4 separate regions of the Homo sapiens genome follow, and regions 2, 3 and 4 are each linked to region 1. The links are chromatin loops, found by intact Hi-C in ENCODE. Cell type or tissue: PC-9. All regions are shown on one strand. Each heading gives the region's core, and the rest is flanking DNA. Links, peaks and the distances in the headings are about the cores only. Region 1 overlaps LOC100506403 (a long non-coding RNA gene). Region 2 has its middle 180 kb from the start of RUNX1. Region 3 has its middle 90 kb from the start of RUNX1. Region 4 overlaps LOC100506403 (a long non-coding RNA gene).

The links. A loop is a pair of places that touch in the nucleus more often than their neighbours do. Peaks named below come from ENCODE experiments on the same cell type or tissue, not always from the same donor. Only the 100,000 strongest peaks of a DNase experiment are listed, where the experiment ranks them.
Region 2: it touches region 1 in a loop (4-fold over the local background); 2 of 110 quality-filtered maps call a loop at or near these places.
Region 3: a loop joins it to region 1, with 22 times the contacts of the local background. A loop is called at or near these places in 2 of 110 quality-filtered maps.
Region 4: a loop joins it to region 1, with 9 times the contacts of the local background. A loop is called at or near these places in 4 of 110 quality-filtered maps.

What each region holds. Positions count from the first base shown.
Region 1 is chr21:35,506,519-35,511,010 of GRCh38, forward strand. The region is part of intron 1 of LOC100506403 (a long non-coding RNA gene); the gene reads right to left. Among named protein-coding and RNA genes, the nearest start is that of MIR802, 210 kb to the right of the region's middle. RefSeq lists enhancers at 1-426, 1,670-2,190. In PC-9, for the core only: a CTCF peak has its summit at 2,046; a DNase peak (open chromatin) is centred at 2,043.
Region 2 is chr21:35,230,165-35,234,656 of GRCh38, forward strand. No RefSeq gene overlaps it. Among named protein-coding and RNA genes, the nearest start is that of RUNX1, 180 kb to the left of the region's middle. RefSeq lists enhancers at 1,893-3,092, 2,368-2,662, 3,775-4,492. In PC-9, for the core only: no CTCF peak of the experiment used is centred there; DNase peaks (open chromatin) are centred at 1,157 and 2,577; H3K4me3 peaks cover 398 bases; H3K27ac peaks cover 3,281 bases.
Region 3 is chr21:35,136,854-35,141,345 of GRCh38, forward strand. No RefSeq gene overlaps it. Among named protein-coding and RNA genes, the nearest start is that of RUNX1, 90 kb to the left of the region's middle. In PC-9, for the core only: no CTCF peak of the experiment used is centred there; a DNase peak (open chromatin) is centred at 2,028; H3K4me3 peaks cover 481 bases; H3K27ac peaks cover 3,841 bases.
Region 4 is chr21:35,398,958-35,403,449 of GRCh38, forward strand. All of the region lies in intron 2 of LOC100506403 (a long non-coding RNA gene), which reads right to left. Among named protein-coding and RNA genes, the nearest start is that of MIR802, 320 kb to the right of the region's middle. RefSeq lists a silencer at 1,534-1,828. In PC-9, for the core only: CTCF peaks have their summits at 1,678 (motif pointing left) and 1,885; a DNase peak (open chromatin) is centred at 1,664; H3K27ac peaks cover 1,280 bases.

The sequences.
Region 1 (4,492 bases), core at 294-4,293:
GGATGTTGGACTGGTCCCAACCAAAGTAGAGATTGCAAGCGATGGTTCTTATTTTAATGTATGCTAATAGATATCCTGTGGCTTGTCATTGGGTCTCCAAGGGAAAAACAAAAAGAGTATGTGGTGTATTGGGGAGAAGGATAATAGTCTCTGCGTATAGGGTGGAGGGAGGAGGCATCCTGAAGATGAGCAACTGCTTCATTCATTTTTATCTCTTAGAGTAACATGTGCCTGTGTCAGTCCTTAATAACTCTTGTTCCAGAGTGTCCCCAAATCATTATTCACTTGTTTCACTAGTTTTGGTGAAAAATGATGGATCAAGGCTTCATCCTAGCTTGAGATCATTTTTGGATGCTTTTGCTGTTTTGACACCGGTATGTACAGCTGGATCCAAGGAGATACCACCCTTATATAGTTTCACTGCAGCCCACACTTGGTTTTGATTAATTTATTAACCCAAGATGCCCCTGGGGAGAGGGGGGTTACGGGAAACACCTTGAATTCTTTTGTTTTAACATTTCAGCATTGCTATTCATAGAAACTACCAAGCCTTTAAATCCCCTATCTGTTCTTGCCAGCAAAGTAAAATATGTTTTTAAGTGTTTGAAAACAAGGGAGAGTAAATGTGTTTTAAATGTATCACACACACACACACACACACACACACACACACACACACACACACACACTTTTGCCCATTATTGTTCCTGGTCACTTCTTACATCCAGAGGCTGAGAACTTAGACCTGCCCTCTGACCTCCTAAATTATCAGAGGTGAAACTCCCTTTTAAGCAAGATCTATATCTTGGAGAGTTTCCTCTCCCTCCTTGCATTCCCCAGGCCCATCTTTTCTACAAAGTGCTAGAGTGTCAGTTTTATGGGATGTTGAAACCTTCCCAGTATAAATTCTACCCGCATTATTCTTTTCAGGAAGGCTCTACAAACATTTAATAATAAAAGTGAAGTGGGTGCGACTCTTAGTTAATAAATACCTCATCTTGTGGGAAACATGAAGCCTTGAGCATAAAACCAGAGCTATCTTTTCATCTGGGCCTGTCCATCATCACAGTGCCCAAGTGCTTAATTTAAACTGCCACTTCGCCAAAAACCCAACTGGGCAGAGGATGCACTGTTCATGCCAACCACCGTAAGGCCAAATTATTCTATTTCTAGCAACAATCACCTTCCTCAGGAATCTATAATTTTCAGCTTATGATAAACCTTCAATACTTTGGATTTCCCGGGGGAAAGTCAATATTAAATTAGAAGGTAATTATATAGCATTTTGCATACAGGCTACATTTTTATAGTTACATAAATGCATACTTTATTCAAAGAGGTGTTAACCATATGTGTCCCAATTCAGTTTCTAACAAATTTCCTTTCACAAAAAAGATAAGAACTTATAATGGTCACGTAATACAGATAGGTTGTTTTAAGAGGTATGAGAAATTAAGTTGAACATCTTCTGGATATGTGCCTGATTTTGTTTGCCCAAGTCTTACCCTTTGAGCAGATGATGCAAACTATATATTAGTGACTTAGGAAATAATAGTATTTTATTATAAAATTAATAATTGGTCAGAAAGGAAACATCTGCCAATATCATTCTCCTTCAATGTCCTTCAATTCTGAAAAAATAACTCAGATGACATTTTTATTAATACTTAAAAACTGATACTTAAAAAATTCTTAAAAAAACATAATTACAGTCTGAAATATAATAGATTCTCAAAGAAAAGTACACATTCTCCTTTCCTCTTCATTTAGCATCTGTTGTTGGCCAAACAACAGATGACGCCTTGCCTTCAGGGTAAAAATCTAATTTGCATGTAGGCGCTTGAATGAAATTAAGCTCCACAAGGTGTGAATAACAAGGGGTGGCCTGCTCTAGTGACAACAGGCAGCTCTTCTCAAACAAGGACGTTGAAAGCTTGTTAGTGCTAACTGAACTACTTTGCAGCGTATATCCCCATCTGGAGGCCGACATCAAATTTGAGAGTCACAAAGAAACACAAAGGTCATTGTGGCAAACCAGGGCCGTGGCATTGCACAATTCTAGCCAGAGGCCAGACTCCTCAAAGTCTAGATGAATGGTGCCCCCTGGAGCTGTGCAGTGCACAACGTGTGCATCTGGATAGGTCAGTCCTGAGGCCAGCCGACTCATTTTATAAGGCAAGAAACTGCAGCCCAAAGAATATATATGCCTGGTTGGAAGTTAAGCAATGAGGCACATTTCAACTCAATATGAAGAAAACATTTTTGAAACAGGAAGCTGTCAAAGATGATGTTGGTTGACTCAGGAGGTAGTGAGGACCAGTTACAGGACATTTGCAAGCCTAGGCTGCTCTACCATCTGGTATGGACTTTCAGAGGGGGCTTGAAATTAAGGTGTGGGTAGGGGCTGGCCTCCATAGCTGTTAAGGTTTTTCCCAACCCTCAACTAAGGAATCCATTGTTCAAACACAAGTCTTCAGGCTACTGAGCACCAATCAAGGTATGGGGACCCTGAAAGGCAATAGAAATCAAAAGATCTATTTTGAGAGGGCTCTAACTTAACAACAGGAGGCAGCAACATCAGTGACTTTCTCAGCTGCTACAAAAAGTAAACCATCGTCAGACACAATTTTCCCATTCTCCCCCCTGCACTTGCGTCATACCCAACTTCCCCTTCCCCTCAACACTGCAGAACTTACTGATAACTAAGCCATGTCTACCCCTCTAGGAGTAGTTCAAGAGTCCTGGTAAAGACCTAACAGGAAGTAGAAATTACATATGAGCAGCATGTGTGTGTGCATGTGTATGTGCACATGCATGTGTGTGGTATGTATGTACACGTGTGTGTGTGTGCATGCACACACTGCATGGGTGTATTTCCTTAAGCCTGCTTTACAAAATCAAAAAGTACTTCCAGCATCCATATTAAGGCTGTCTCCAGCACTGCATGCCATTGACATGCTGTAAGTCACATAGAGGATGAAACCAGGGTTGGGCAGTCAAGAAGGGGCATTTGTAAGGGCTGGTGGCATGACGGCTCCCATCTGTTCTCTCACTTTCTTCAGAAGTGAAAAATTAGCCCTGGATGGTGTTTTATGAGATACTGAAACTAGAATTCCCTTAACCGCATTCATAAAACTCAAAAGGCAGGGTAGCAATTAGAAAGGTCATGGTTTTTTGGATCTTCAGTCCTGAGTTCCAATCCAACCTCTGCCACCTTGTACTGTGAAACATCGCCGAGTCCAATTAAAGTTTCTGAGCATGGATTTCCTCATCGATAGAACAGAGAAAATACCTTCTGCTGCACAGGGTTGTTGTGAGAATGAATGAGATAACACAAAAGAAACTGTGCCTGGTACCTTAGAAAGACACAGATGCAGGTGGTCATATTTCAAACCCACAATTCCTTCTTCCTGATGTCAAAGCAAACATGAGCAGAAAGAGTTGTACATGAAGAGGCATGGCTCTCTCTTTAGTAATTTTCAGCTTATGATAAATCTCCAATACTTTGGATTTCCCGGGGAAAAGTCCATATTAAATTAGAAGGTAGTTACCTGGCATTCTGCATAAAGCCTGCATTTTTATAGTTGCATAAATGCATACTTTATTCGAAGAGGTATTAACCATATGTGTCCCAATTCAGTTTCTAAACTACATTCGGTCTGTCGTGGCACTAGTCCAATAGCATTCCCAGGACTTGTTCATGAGCCAGCTTCACTCAGGCAAGGCTTTTCCATGTTTTGGTTGCCCCCTTTGAACAAAGCAGTCAACTTAGTTACATTATTAATGAAAATATCTGCACTTTTCCCCAAATATCAAACTGTGTGGTTCTTCTGAGATGCACACTGAAGAAATGAAGCAAATTCCTAGGTAATTCAAGCACAAACTGAATGGAATCCTCAAATTTCAGGCAAAGGGAACACCTTAGCATGAATCACATAAAGTAGAACCTTGCAAGTGTAGACAGGCTTATGGCATCCTATGCCACCTATGTGAAGTAGGAAATGCAAAAGGAGACGAAAGCCATCACCCCAGAGAAGCAGCTCATTCACAGTACAACGATGAACTCCAAAGCCAAATGAAATAGCATTCCTAAGCTTCCCATGACACAAGATTTCCTATCATATTCCTTTGAGTACCAATGAGGTAAATTCTCCAGGAGAATAAAAGATGCAGGGGTTTGTGGAATGTGCTATCCAGCAGTCCCACCCAGGGGCACTGGGACAGGACCCACAATGGGGCTGTCAGGCAAGCTCTCTGTCTGTCCAGAAAACAGGACCTCGGTGAGCATGGTTTTGGGGAATGATGTAGATGGTATAAATATCAACCAAGTCACATGACATCACTCCTCCCAGATCATTCTACTCCTCTCTCAGCACCCTGGCCTGTAGAGAAAGAAGAAAGAGTCGCAGGAGGAATGAGAATGTATGACAACTTTGAGGACAAGGAAAAAATACCCCAAATAAATGTATGATTGCATGTGGCCAAAAAAGAA
Region 2 (4,492 bases), core at 206-4,205, 280 kb before region 1:
GGGTTTGAGACCAGCCTGGCCAACATGGTGAAACCTCGTCTCTACTAAAAATATAAAAACTAGCTGGGCAAGGTGGTGGGCACCTGTAATCCCAGCTACTCGGGAGGCTGAGGCAGGAGAATTGCTTGAACCCAGGAGACAAAGGTTGCAGTGAGCCAACAAGGTGCCACTGCACTCCAGCCTTGGCGACAGAGTGAGACTCTGTCTCAAAAAAAAAAAAAAAAGTAATTTGTCACATAGAAGAGGGAGTGTCAACTGCATTATACCTCCAAATGTAAATGATCCTTAAAGAATGACTGCATGAGGAATAAGGGCCAAGTGTCATGAGAAATGTGCCATGACAGAGTGTCACAGAGGTTTCAGAGGAGGACAGTCCTTCCACATGGAGGAAGTCAGTCAGTGTGCTTCCTGTTGGGAGGAAATGCTCCTGAGAACTGCCGTGATGCCCATGAGGATGCGAGTGTGTGTGTATGCTTGTGCACCAGCCAGGATGAACGTGCACAAAGAGCAACCTCCCTTCTCCCCATGCGAAACATATGGAGAACTTGGTGTGGGTTCTTCAACTCCAAGCCTGTGCATGAGACTCCAGATAATTGTCGGGATTGCACCAGGGGGAAGGGAGGGGGAAAATCAGAAGGAAAGGCTTTCCAATCTCCCCTGATCATTTGCTTTCAATCCAGAGAGATATATTAATGGTATGAGGATAGCGGCCTTCTCAGTCTAGACTCTGCCACAAGAGAACATGCCTCCAGGTCAATCAAGAAGGGGCCCTGTGCAGACAAGTCAGGCTCTGCACTGGAAGGTCAGAGGCAGGTGTGGTTGCCTTTAGGACCTGCAAATCTTGCAAGAGACCTCTGACTTGGTCCCTGATGTTCCACCCACATGCTGTCAGAGAGATGAAGGCAGCATGATGAAAGGACGCAGACTTGGTTCTATGTGGGATAAAGCCATGTCTCAAAGCCTGGCCCATGGTGTGTGTAATCAGGGCCCTGCTTCAAAAAGCAGATGATGGGCCCCACCCTAGATACATTGAATGAGATGCTCCAGAGAATGAGGCCTAGCGGTGTGCATATTTAACAAGCTCTCTGGGTGATTCTTGTTCACCAGGAAGTTTAAGGACTGAGAAGAAGGCTATAGACAGCCAGCCAGCTCCATCTGCAGCTCTGCTGTCCAGGTGTGACCTGTATTCATCTCAGTGCCAAATGAGTCATCACAGTCTGCAAGTTTTGTGCTGAAGTTGCTAAGAAATACCGAATTTAAGAAATATACAAATATAAGATATTCTATACATAGTAAAATATATAAGAAATTAGATATATAAGAATAGCTCCATTTTGAAGACTCTACTAAGTACTTACTTAATATAGTAACTGATGAATCTGTATTGTGAGACAGATTCTACCTCCTTCTCTCTCATTGTACAAGTATCACACTTGTAGCCCATTTTACAAGTGAGAAAACCCAGGCACAGGGTTAAGCATTTGCTCAAGACGTTAATAGCTATTGGATTTAAATGTGGAGGCAGGATTCAAACATGGGCCAGCTGACTCTGGGGCCATCACCTTTAAGTACGAGGCACTGTTGTCTCCCGACAAGTTAAGAGAAACTGAACTGTTCTGAATGCAACCTTGAGCCTGGAAAATATGCTTGGGCACATGATATAGCATTGTTGACAAATCTCAGGACCACTATGGGAAAGCAAGGGTCCTAGGCTAGACCGTGTTGTTTGAGGTTTATCACATTGCTTTTGCATCTCTAGACTTCCATTTGCAAAGCTGTATAACAATAGTCTCTGTGGCATTTTCTACCTTTTGAAATCTCTGTCCCAATTGAAGAGCAAATTAAAAATGGGGCACCAACAATATAGGTTAAGTCAGGTATGAATTCAGCAAAAGGTTCCCACAGTTCCCAAAGAGAAATGCTACATTCACCTGAGAACTTCATAAAAATATAGATTTCTGGATGCAATCTCTCAGGGAACTTCATTCAGGGCACCAAAACGTCTCTTAGGAATTTTGTCACTTTTGGATGATCCCGGGGTTGAGAACAATAACCTGCAACAGTATTAGGATTTGAAAACCTTGCATCCTTGTTTTGATTTTTAAGGTCAAGTCCTCACAAGCTTTTCAGTGAGAAAATTGTCCTTTTTTTCCTCTTTCTCTGTTCTTACCTCCCCCCTTCCTTCTCTCCTTCCCTTTTCCACTCTTTCCTCAAACATATATTGAACACATAGCAGGTGCTAGGTCTTATGCTAAGTTTGGAAAATACACCTCCTGCATGAATGGAATGTATATTGTGTGTGTGTGTGTATGTGTGTGTGTGTGTGTGTGTATTTATGTGTGTACATGCACACAAGAGCATACACCCTGAGAAAGCAAGGAGGCTCACAGAGCTATGTGTGCTGCCTTTTCTTAGCAACTTTAACTCTAAAGAGTCCTGGAAAACCCAGACTATTGACTAGATTGGAGAACGATGATAAGCTCCTTCTTCAACTACTCTTGCCGGGCACCCTCATGACTGCCGTTGGCTTCTCGGCCCACGAGTCTAATCACTTGTGTTCATTCCTGGCTTGTGAGTCACAGAGGAGTCATCCCTGACCCTGACCCATAAGAAGAATGGTCATTTATTTACCCTTTGAAACGTGACCAGGTGGCTCATTAATTTTGCAGCATTAATTCTAAGGGGAAATGAGATTCCAACCAGCGTCATTAATCTTGTAAAAATACAGCCACGAGAAGAGAGCATCGATAATCAGAATGTAATTTTCTGAGTTAGGAAGTGGTCAGGACATTGGTGTCAGGGATCCGGCACATCTAAGGTTTTCATGGCATTCTCGCCAATGGCCCAACCAGGTCAAGGCAATGGTTTTAAGCCTGGAAGAAAAAGACCACTTCAAAGGTTGTTGATTCCTAAGATAGAGCTTAGACCCTTCTCTGGCAATAATAAGAATGACATCTATTGAATCATTAATATCTGGTTGTTAATCATTCTAACTAAATACTTTTTTTAACCAATACAGGTCTATTTAAGATATTGGTTTATAAAGTATTGCTGCTCAGAGTGGCTCAGTGATGGTCAGTGAGTGACCTATTTATTCACATTAATACACTTTGTTTAACTGTCAATCTTTCCATAGCCTGTAATCTCTTAAAAATGATGATGATGATTTTCATTAAAGGAAGCTAAGTCTTTTTCAATAATTCCATCTACAAGCAAAACCTCTCCTAATTAGTTTATATCCTGTAAATTCAATCCCTTATTGCTTTTGTCTTCCACTGAAACTAAAGTATTATTTAACCAGATTTATTTTTTTGTCCAATTTATTTATCCTTTCTTATTTTCAATCATTCAGTTGCAGCCTTTTTCAAAATACATTCCTATTATCTAAAGCTTTGGAGGAAAATTTGCTGCTGAGAATACATACAAATATCTGACTTCGGTGTCACCTACCTTTTATAAGTAAAACAAGCAAACAAAAAACAAAGTAATGTGGATATATACCCTATCATTTTATAGGCCCAATTTAATCATTTTTATTGATAATATAGGATGTGGAAAAGGTCTTCAGTAGATTATGTTATACCTGCTCCTAATTATTCAAGACATGTAACTAGTTATATCATCTACCACCATGGAAAGAACGAAAACCAGCTAAAGAGGGCATAAAATTAATGTATGACTTCCATGTCACAAAAAGAAGAAATGACATTGGTGGCCAGAACGCAATGCTGATGAATGAAACTTTGGTTTTGTTTCATAATTGCCTGCATTGACATGAGGGACTGTGCATTTAGCCCTAATAATCAGATAAGAATCAAGAGGCCACTCACACGCAAAGTGACTTCAACAGATCTTTATTAAAAATCTTTTCTCAACTGCTTGGCTGTATTTCTTAACACAGAGAAAAGTTTCTTCTAAAAATACCTCCTTCTTCTTGCTGCAAATCAATTGCTATTATTTTCTGTCACCAACTGGCTAATACATAGATTGTCTCTATTAAATCCATAGGACATTAAACTTATAATATGGCTTATGACATGCGAGAGATTGTGTGTCTCCACAGATTGTAGGCTTCTTCTGAAAAATTTATCCAGAACAATTCTAAGGAAAAGGTACATTTCCAACGTTTTTGTGTACTGTGGTGGGAATAACAGCAACACATCTATCCATTCTTCAGAAGGTTCTAGATAGAAAAGTCTTCACATCTTTGTTTATGGATGTCTCAACATTTCCCCCGATACCTTCCTGTGTCCATTAATACATACTGATAGGCAAGACAAAAATAAATCAGTGCTATTTATTTTTCACAGGAAATCTCATTTCCACTAGGCATCTCAACGTGTTTTGACTTTTCTCCTTTGGTTAGAGTGTCTTCAGAACATATGAAAACTGTCAAATATTAATGCCAGTTATATAATTAATCTCACCATCAGCAAATTTTTGTAAAACTTTAAAATAGTTTTTTTTATATTTGCTGGAATCACTGAAACAG
Region 3 (4,492 bases), core at 242-4,241, 370 kb before region 1:
GAGAGATATCCCTTCTCATTCCAAGCCTCTACCGGGAGGAAAGGTTGCTCCCAGAGTTGGGGTTGTGGAGCTGTTTATCAGGGTTGGGTCAGATGGAAAAACAGAGGACTGTATGTAACCTAAGGTGAAGTAAAGAATCTAAATATGCTCAGAGAAAGGCCTGGCCTTTTGCTCTCAGCTTCTGGGAAGTGATCTGTGCCTTTGGAATGTCATGTCTGATAGGAGTGGCTTTGTTTGCCTGCAGGCCTTGGACCAGCCAGATAGTGACAAGGTGATTTTGGGTGGGGCCTTGGGTCACATCAACAAGCCTTAGTGAAGATGGGGGCTTTAGGTCATGTGGTCTCAGCTTGGTCTGAGGGGCTGGGAACTGAGCCCAGTTACCTGGGCAGCCAGCCATGCCTAGGTGGTGATAAGACCCCAGCGGAGCCCCTGGATGCAAAGGCTCGGGTGGGTTTCCCTGCGTGGTGTGTTGTTGCACAGCATGCTGGAAAAGTGATGCTGTTGTTATTCACAGGGAGAGGACGATGGAAGCCCTGCCTTTGGTACTCTCTGGGTTCCGCTCTATGTGCTTCTTTCCTTAGCTGATGTTAGCTGCATTCTTCCCGGTAATAAACTGCAATCACCAGTGAATAGCTTTAGTGAGTCCTGTGCTCCTTCTAGTGACTTATTGACACTGAGTGTGTTTTTGAGAGCCCCCTGAACTTGAAATTGATGTCAGAAGTGAAGGTGGTTTTGTAGACACTGTGGCTCTAACTTTGCAGTTGGATAGAGGTGGCAGGAGTTCACCTGTATTTTTTTTTCCCCTAAAGTAGGGTCTAATTCACCCCCATCAAGAGGTGTATTCTAGAATTTGCACACGGACCCCTTTCTTTCTCATTTCTGTGCTTTTTAACAGAACCACTAACTCTTATACCCTCTCGGCCATACATTATCCACTCACATTATTTTCATTTGAATCACATACTCACGTTAGTAATTCCTTCTTACTTGTAGCTGATGAAGTTTGTTTGTTTATTTATTTATTTATTTATTTATTTATTTTAGGTTCTATTAACATTGACATACCAGGCCCCCAATACATGTGAGTTCTCATCTCTATTAGTTTTCTGGAGCTGCCATAACAAAGTACCACAAATTGGGTGACTTAAAATAACAGAAATTTATTGTCTCACAGTTCTGGAGGCTAGAAGTCAGAAATCAAGGTGTCGGAGGGCCATGCTCCCTCTGAAAACTGTAAAAGAGGCTTCTTCCTCATCTCTCTCATAGCTTCTGGTGGTTGCCAGTAGCAGTACTGGGCACTCCTTGACTTGTAGATGTATTATTCGAATTCTCTGTCTGCACATGGCCCTCTCCCTGTCTGCACAAGGCATTTTGTTTTTTTAAATAAGGACAACTATCACATTGGATTAGAGACCCACCTTACTCCAATGTGACTTCATCTTAACTCATTACACCTGCAATGGCCCTATTTCCAAATAAGGATACTTTCCATGAAACTGGGGGTTAGGACTTCTATACACATACACAGATGTGTGTGTGTGTGTGTGTGTGTGTGTGTGTGTATAGGAGGACATAATTGAGCCCATAACCCCATCCATTTCCCCTCATGAAAGATAAAGCTAAGTATGTGAGCTCCTGCGCCTCAGTTCCTTCCTCTGTGAAATGGGAAAGATTATATCACCACTTCCCATCCTGGGAAAGGATGAGAAGAGATACAGCCTCTACATGCACAGCACTGGGCACACAGTGCAGAAATAAGAGCTCATTGTCTCTGGGAGGACTGTTTCTAAGTAGGGTGTTTTCTAATGCATTTAAGTTCATTAAAAGCCAAGGTGTGCAACGACACTCCCCTCACCTGTGCTTTCTCGTCCTTCTGCCACCAGGTGCCAGGGGAGCCAAGAAGAGCAAAACCAAGGAGGCATTGTTTCCTCCAGAGCCTCATTCATCAACTCGCTCTGAACAGTTAGCACGCTCAGACAGTCATCTTCTGCACCTTGCCTTTCCCTGTGTCTTGACTGAGGGCTTATCTGAGAGCCTTTTGTTCAGGCTCATAATTATTCAGTGACTCAGGAGCCCACAAGCATTACCCACGGAGCCAGACAAGACCAGCAAGCTCTGAGGACCACCTGTTCCAAGTCATTTCCTGTGTGGGCGGCAACTTCACAGGGCTGAAAATACGAGTTACGGTAAAAATGTCTTCAACCCTGGCGCGCTGGATTGTTGAAACTCGATGGAATCTTGCTTGATTATGTTCAGGCCAGACACATTTCATTATCATTCTTTGCATATATATTAAAAACTCTAACCCCTTTACAAACAAATGTTCTCAAGGGGCAGACAGCACACCCTTGCCTCATGACATTGCTCTAATAGAGAAAACACCCCAGTGTTTCACCCATTAGGTCAGATCCACGAACACAGAGTGCAGTTGGGAAGGATGTGGGCAGTAATGAAGGTGGTGCTTTTTGCTCCTGTGGGTGCTATGGACAGGTGAGGGTTCAAGGATATTAACAACAAATTTTAAGCCATACCTTACACTACATTGGAGCTTAATCAAATTCTCTGTTCACAGTATGCCTAAATTGGCCAATGGAACGGAAAAAAAAAAAAAAAGCAACCCACCCCCAAGAGTTATTTATGTCATGTAGACAAAACCTGGGTTCGTTGACTGATTATTTCCACTCTCTAGTGATGGTCGTTGCATTTTCACTCTGAGTTGAATTGCTGCATTTTTCCATAAATATATCTGCTCCTCTGGAAGAAGCTTTGTTGCTTAGCCTTATTGCCCTTCACGTCTGCCTTTCTGACCTCATAGACTGTCAAGTTCTTAGTTGGTGACTAAAGTATAAAAGTAATTTCTTTCTCTCTTTTTTAAAATTATTAAAGCCACACATGCTCACTACAGAAAAGTTAGAATGTAGATATGTGTGAAGAAAAGAAAAATTAGCCATTAGGCCCACAATCTAGGGAAAACTCATTTTGGGCATTTGGATGGCTTTAATATGCATTCACTATTAAATGATGAATATGATATTATACATAGTATACTAATATATTATGATGATGGATCAGTGCTGATGTGTTTTAACATAAATGTATATGTTAGTAATGCTGCTGTTTTATCTTAACAGTTTTTCAAACTTGCATTGTTTTGCCCTTCAGCTAAAAGGGTAGGGAATTTGCTAGGGATATAAATTCATTAATCATAAAAATTATGTCATAACAGCCTGCACAGAAATCACAATAGGATGCAGGACATAGATTAGACTAGAGTTGAGATTCTTGCCCCAACCACAACTGTTCAGGCTTTGAAAAGAAAACAAATCTTTTTTTTTTTTTTTTTTTTTGAAATGGAGTCTCACTCTGTCACCCAGGCTGGAGTGCAGTGGTGCGATCTCGGCTCACTGCAAACTCCGCCTACCAGGTTCACGCCATTCTCCTGCCTCAGCCTCCCAAGTAGCTGGGACTACAGCGCCCACCACCACACCCAACTAATTTTTTTGTATTTTTTAGTAGAGATGGGGTTTCACCATATTAGCCAGGATGGTTTTGATCTCCTGACCTCATGATCTGCCTGCCTTGGCCTCCCAAAGTGCTGGGATTCCAGGCGTGAGCCACCGCGCCAGGCAGAAAACAAATCATTTTTAAGCACTGATTCTAAGTCAGCATTGCCCGGTTAAGCTCTTACATTTTCACCAGAAATCAACCCCCGAGACTTAGCAAGTTTGAGTGACCTGTTCCCAGTGGTGCTGTTCTGACGTGTCTGATGTCAGATCAGAAGCTCAGGCCTTCCAACCCAACGCATAAACTTTCTTTTGGTATAAGTATGTTCTTTGTATTGCTTATACTAAAATAATTATTTGTTGTTCATCTGAAATTCAAAGTGCATGGAGGTCCTGTATGTTATCTGGAATCTCAGTGGAATGAACTAGGGGTTTTATAATCAGCATTTGTCCCTACTGCTGAGGCTGTGGCATGTGAGCTGTTAAGTATTTTGACCGTATCCTTCTGCAAACACTGGACCATTTTGTCTTTCATGCAGCCGACTTATTTATGATCAAGGAGAACGGTATAGGGAAATAGACCCAAGTTCATATTACAGGAAGATTGTGTGACGTTACAGAAAGAAACATAACCACCTGGTTAAAACCTTAGCTGTGTGATCTTGTACTAGTTACTCAACCTCGCTGAGGCTGGGATTATGCAAAATGGGGCCAAGCACACCTGCTTCTCAGAGTTTTGGCCATAATGAATGAGGTAATGCATACTATCCCATAACGGGCTCTCAGCTGCAAAGGGAACTGTCTTATCTACACTTATAATTTAGTCAAGTCAACTAAAATGCTGACTGCTCCAGTCCCATACCTACCTCCCATACACCCCAGTGACTGAAGTCAAAGCCAGCATCACACACACCAATTTTTTTTTTTTTTTTTGACGGAATCTCACTCTGTTGCCCAGGCTGGAGTGCACTGGCGCGATCTTGGCTCAC
Region 4 (4,492 bases), core at 150-4,149, 110 kb before region 1:
TGCAAATCCTCTGAAGGCTTGAATTCATTTTGACTATTATGTGGATACTCAAATGGCTAAAATGAAAACGTCTCCGTCCTTAGCAATATTTTCAATTCAAGATCTGATTAAAAAGCAATGATACAGTCAGCAAGGGCTGTGAAGACCTCTGAACAAGGTAATGCCATCAGAAATAATCGGCTTTTTACAGAAATGGAGCGAGGTTCCCCTACACACAGACTAAGTGTGTGTATGAGTCACAAGCCAATCAGAAAGAAAAAGAGCAGAAACAGAAGAAGTTGTTTAAGAACATAATACATACTTTCAAAAAATTAAAGTTGGCATGGAAAACAGTAGCAATTTGCTGGACATCCTTACACTTAGTTTGCAGGTCACTGGTGTTTTACTTTTGGATTACAAACAGGCATTACAGGGGCCACGATCATTTTTGTGTGAATGGCCTCTAGACATTTAAAGAAGAACTTGTTCAGAAAGCAGGGAGATAAAACTACAGGAGTGAGTAGACCACAACCAGCAGCAGAATTAGGGTGAAGAGAGCCAGGCACTCTCCTCGGACGCAAAATTTAAAGAGGCAACAAAACAATGCAGGAATCAAAATCAATCATGTTTTAATGTACTATTTTTTAAAAACCAAGATCAATGCTAAAAGTCATGATGAACAAAATATCAAAATTTTAAATAAAGATGGAATCAGCGTTCCTGAGCCTTAGGCATGAACAAGCTCAGCTCAGCACTGTTATAAATCCTGTCATTATTTAGACTTTGACAGTTTGTTCATCATAGATTTTTATGCATTAATTTTGATTTTAAAAATATATAGCATTAAAATATTATTTATCCTGATTACAGGCGTTTTTGTGTGTGTGTCCCCTTAAATGATATGCCTGACCTCACCCCAGAGAGATTTAGAGAAAGCTCCATGGATAACTGCTCAGGGCAGACAGAATGCCCGAGACACGGTAATTCACCGTCTGTAAAAGCCACCAAGACACCTGCGATGGTTTCTAAAGTCTTCCCACTTCAGTGTTCCTAAATTAGCTCTAAATACTTACTTTTTAATTCAGGAAAGAAAAACAAAAATCACTGGCAAAAGTCATAGAGTTAAAATAATATTGAGAAGGATTTCTAGGTTAATACCCTGACTTCCATTTCAGAGCAAAATTTTAAGTTTTCAAACAGATCTTTTCCATCTCTGAGATTCCTAAACTCTAGCATGTCTGTGAACTCCTTATTAGATATTCAACTTTCTAAATTCACAGAGACTAAGTTTCTCTATATATTCGGCTTGTAAATCAATGAAGAGTGATTATTTTAAAACAGCATAAACTAGCATTGTTTTTACTTTTGTTTCTACGCGCCAAAAAAGAGGAAATATCCCTTAAAATGAAAACAAGTTTTCTAGCCACAGGAAGAAGACAAAATTCAAGTAACTAAATTATACCTATAAATATTTTGGCTGATCGTTCTAGGGCTTGAAGTTTTAATTAATTGGAAATATTTTACACAACGTTCAGCAATAACATCTATAAACATATAAAATGTGCAAAACTTCTAAAATGGCCTGGTCGTTAAAGTGTTAAAGTATGTGCTAATGGAAGCATAGCGAGGGAGCTCTGCTGAAGATTTCTCTATATGTCCTCACTTTGCAGCATAGGAAAGATTGCTCTGCCACCTATTGGCCTTCCTTATGAAATAGATTTAATCTTACCTGGTAGCAAGCATTTACCTGTTCCTGGACTTGGAGAAAGCCTCAACTTAGCAAACTGCAAGCAACTCCATCTGGTCCTCTCTCAGGCTTTTGGTCAAGACTGGGTCCACCAAGGAAAATAGCAGGACTCCCACTGTCACCTCTGTGGACCCACTCTGAGAGGCAGCGGATTACTCCCCTCAACTGCACTTAAGAAGGCCACATATTCACAGCACAGTGGGCCAGAGGCTGTTCAACAAATGCTTGCTGGCCCCACCTGGACACAACCAGGAATTTAGGCTGAATTAACCTCTCATTCTCCGTACATGGCCTGAACACATTAAAAAAGGATGTCCTCCCCCGAGGTGTTTGGTGGACCAGGATGGCAAAGAAATATACTAATTTAGCTCATCACTGGGTCCCACCCAGGAAATTCTACGAATGTGCGTGAGTTTACTTTGACCAGGTATCTTGACCTGGAATTTCTTGAATTAACTAGAATGAGATGAACCTAGTTGGGATGGGAACATCTAGGACAAAATGATAATTCTTTTTCATTTTCTTTTTTTTTTTTTTGAGACAGGATCTTGCTCTGTCACACAGTCTGGAGTATAGTGGTGCAATCACAGCTCACTGCAGCCCCAAACTACTGGGCTCAAGAGATCCTCTTGCCTTGGCCTCTCAAAATGCTGGGATTACAGGCATGAGCCACTGTGCCCAGCCAATGATAACTCTTGATTTTCTTTTCTTGTTGATTAAATAGCACCAACCACTAAACTTTAACCAGCTGGGTCAAGTAATCAATAATATTTGTGTTTTTAGCAGGGAAATGACTAACATGTAGCTCTAGGCAGTTGACACAGTCTTCTTGGGTATCTCTACCTCCTGCCTACCCTCCCTATCCACAATGCCACCATATTTGACAGCTTCAATGACTTCTCCATCGAGCCTCTCTGGTTCTAGTCTCATTCCCCCACCCCAACATCACCGACTCCTCCTCTAAGCTGCTTCCAGAGCGGTTTTCCAAGATGCAAATCTGGTGACATCATTCCTTCGTTTGAAATTCTTCAGCAGCTCCTCATCCCCCATCAAAGGAACCTCAGATCTTTATCATGGAATATGTGACCTTCTGAGATTTTACCTTCCTTTCCAGAGTCCTTTCCCACCAATCCTTCATCAGCCTAATCAATACTAGCAGTGGGGTGGAAGGAAGATGAGAACTGGTATAGCAGGAATGCTAAGAGAAAGCATCTTTCACTTGAATATTAAAATATTCAAGGGAGAATGAAGTTTTAAAGAGTCTTTTTGAGTCCATTAACAAAGTTAATAGAACAGAAGAACATTAGATATATGAAAAGTCCATCCATGGTGTTGTGAATCCATCCTATGTACTAGAACCACAGGAGGCAGCTGCCTGGCACGTCTTTCAGAATTTTTCAGGACATAGTAAAATTATCTTCATCCTTTTGGTAGCTTCTATTTAAAACACAACTTCAAAGGTCTAATATGACTAACTTCATTTAACAAATCTCTAAACAAGGAAAATAAGGTTTGCAGTACCCTTTTGCAATGGAGAAGTATACAGAAAGATCAAAGTATTTCCAAAAGTATTATGGAGAATTATTTATGTCTTCTAAAAGATTATATCCCTGTGCAGTTTCCTATGATAAGGACCTGGATTAACTTTGTTCTACAAAGAAAGAAAGCCTGATGTATTATATGCTTTTCCACTGCCTCCTTAAGTGGAGCCAAAGAACAAAGCATTTTCCAGGAGGAATGAAGTTGTATCTGTCCTCAGAGCTGCCTAGAGATCAAAAGAATCTTTCTAGCAGTTTTATTGGAAATTTCAGAGGCCCTTAACTAATATTTAGCTTCATAAATGATGGGTGTTACAGGGTGGGAAAAAATTCCCACTTGTAAACTAATGGGTGGTTGTCAATCATAATTTTTGAAAAATGTTACTTAACTCAAATAAATATATTTCTGATTTCTCCTTGTTAGTATGATGGTTTTCAGTTTGTTTACAGGTAATCTCTCAAACCATTGCTTATTTCTTATCTGCCCAAAGGTAAATAAATTGTGGTAAAGCAGCATTCTATTTTTCAGATGGGAAAAACGTACAAATGAAACTCTGTGAGCCTATTCAACTCCTGGGGCTGCTATAACAAAGGTCCACAAACAGAGTGCCTTAAACAACAGACATTTGTTGTCGTCGAGTTCTGAAGGCTCCAAGTCCACCATCAAGGTGTCAGCAGGGTTGGTTCCCTCTAAGGCTGCGAGGGAGAATCAGTTGCAGCCTCTCCCTGGCTTCTGGGGATGCTGGTGATCCTTGTTCCTTGGCATCACCCCATCTCCACCTTCGTCTTCTCATGGCACTCCGTGTGTGTGTGTGTGTGTGTGTGTGTGTGTGTGTGTGTGTGTGTGAAAATTTCTCCTTTTTATAAAGACGCCAGATTAGGGCCCACCATAGTGACCTCATCTTAACAAATTACTCCTGCAACCACCGTATTTTCAAATGAGGTCACATTCTGGGACTCTAGGGGTTAGGACTTCAGCATGTGAATGTCGGGGAGACATAATTCAATCATAACATTCAGGTAACCATGTTTAAGGCCATGCCTAATTTTAAAAAATCAAGAATAATCGGTTGCAGCTGATGATTCCTCGTGTGACTCTTGCCTCCTTTAGTTCTTAGAGGCCCATTTAGTCTGGGGTCATCCTGAAAACTGGTGCCAGGCAAGGGAGTCTGCAGCCACAGGAGTCTAACCGCACAGGGCTGCTTTATCTGGACAGTTCATGACACTG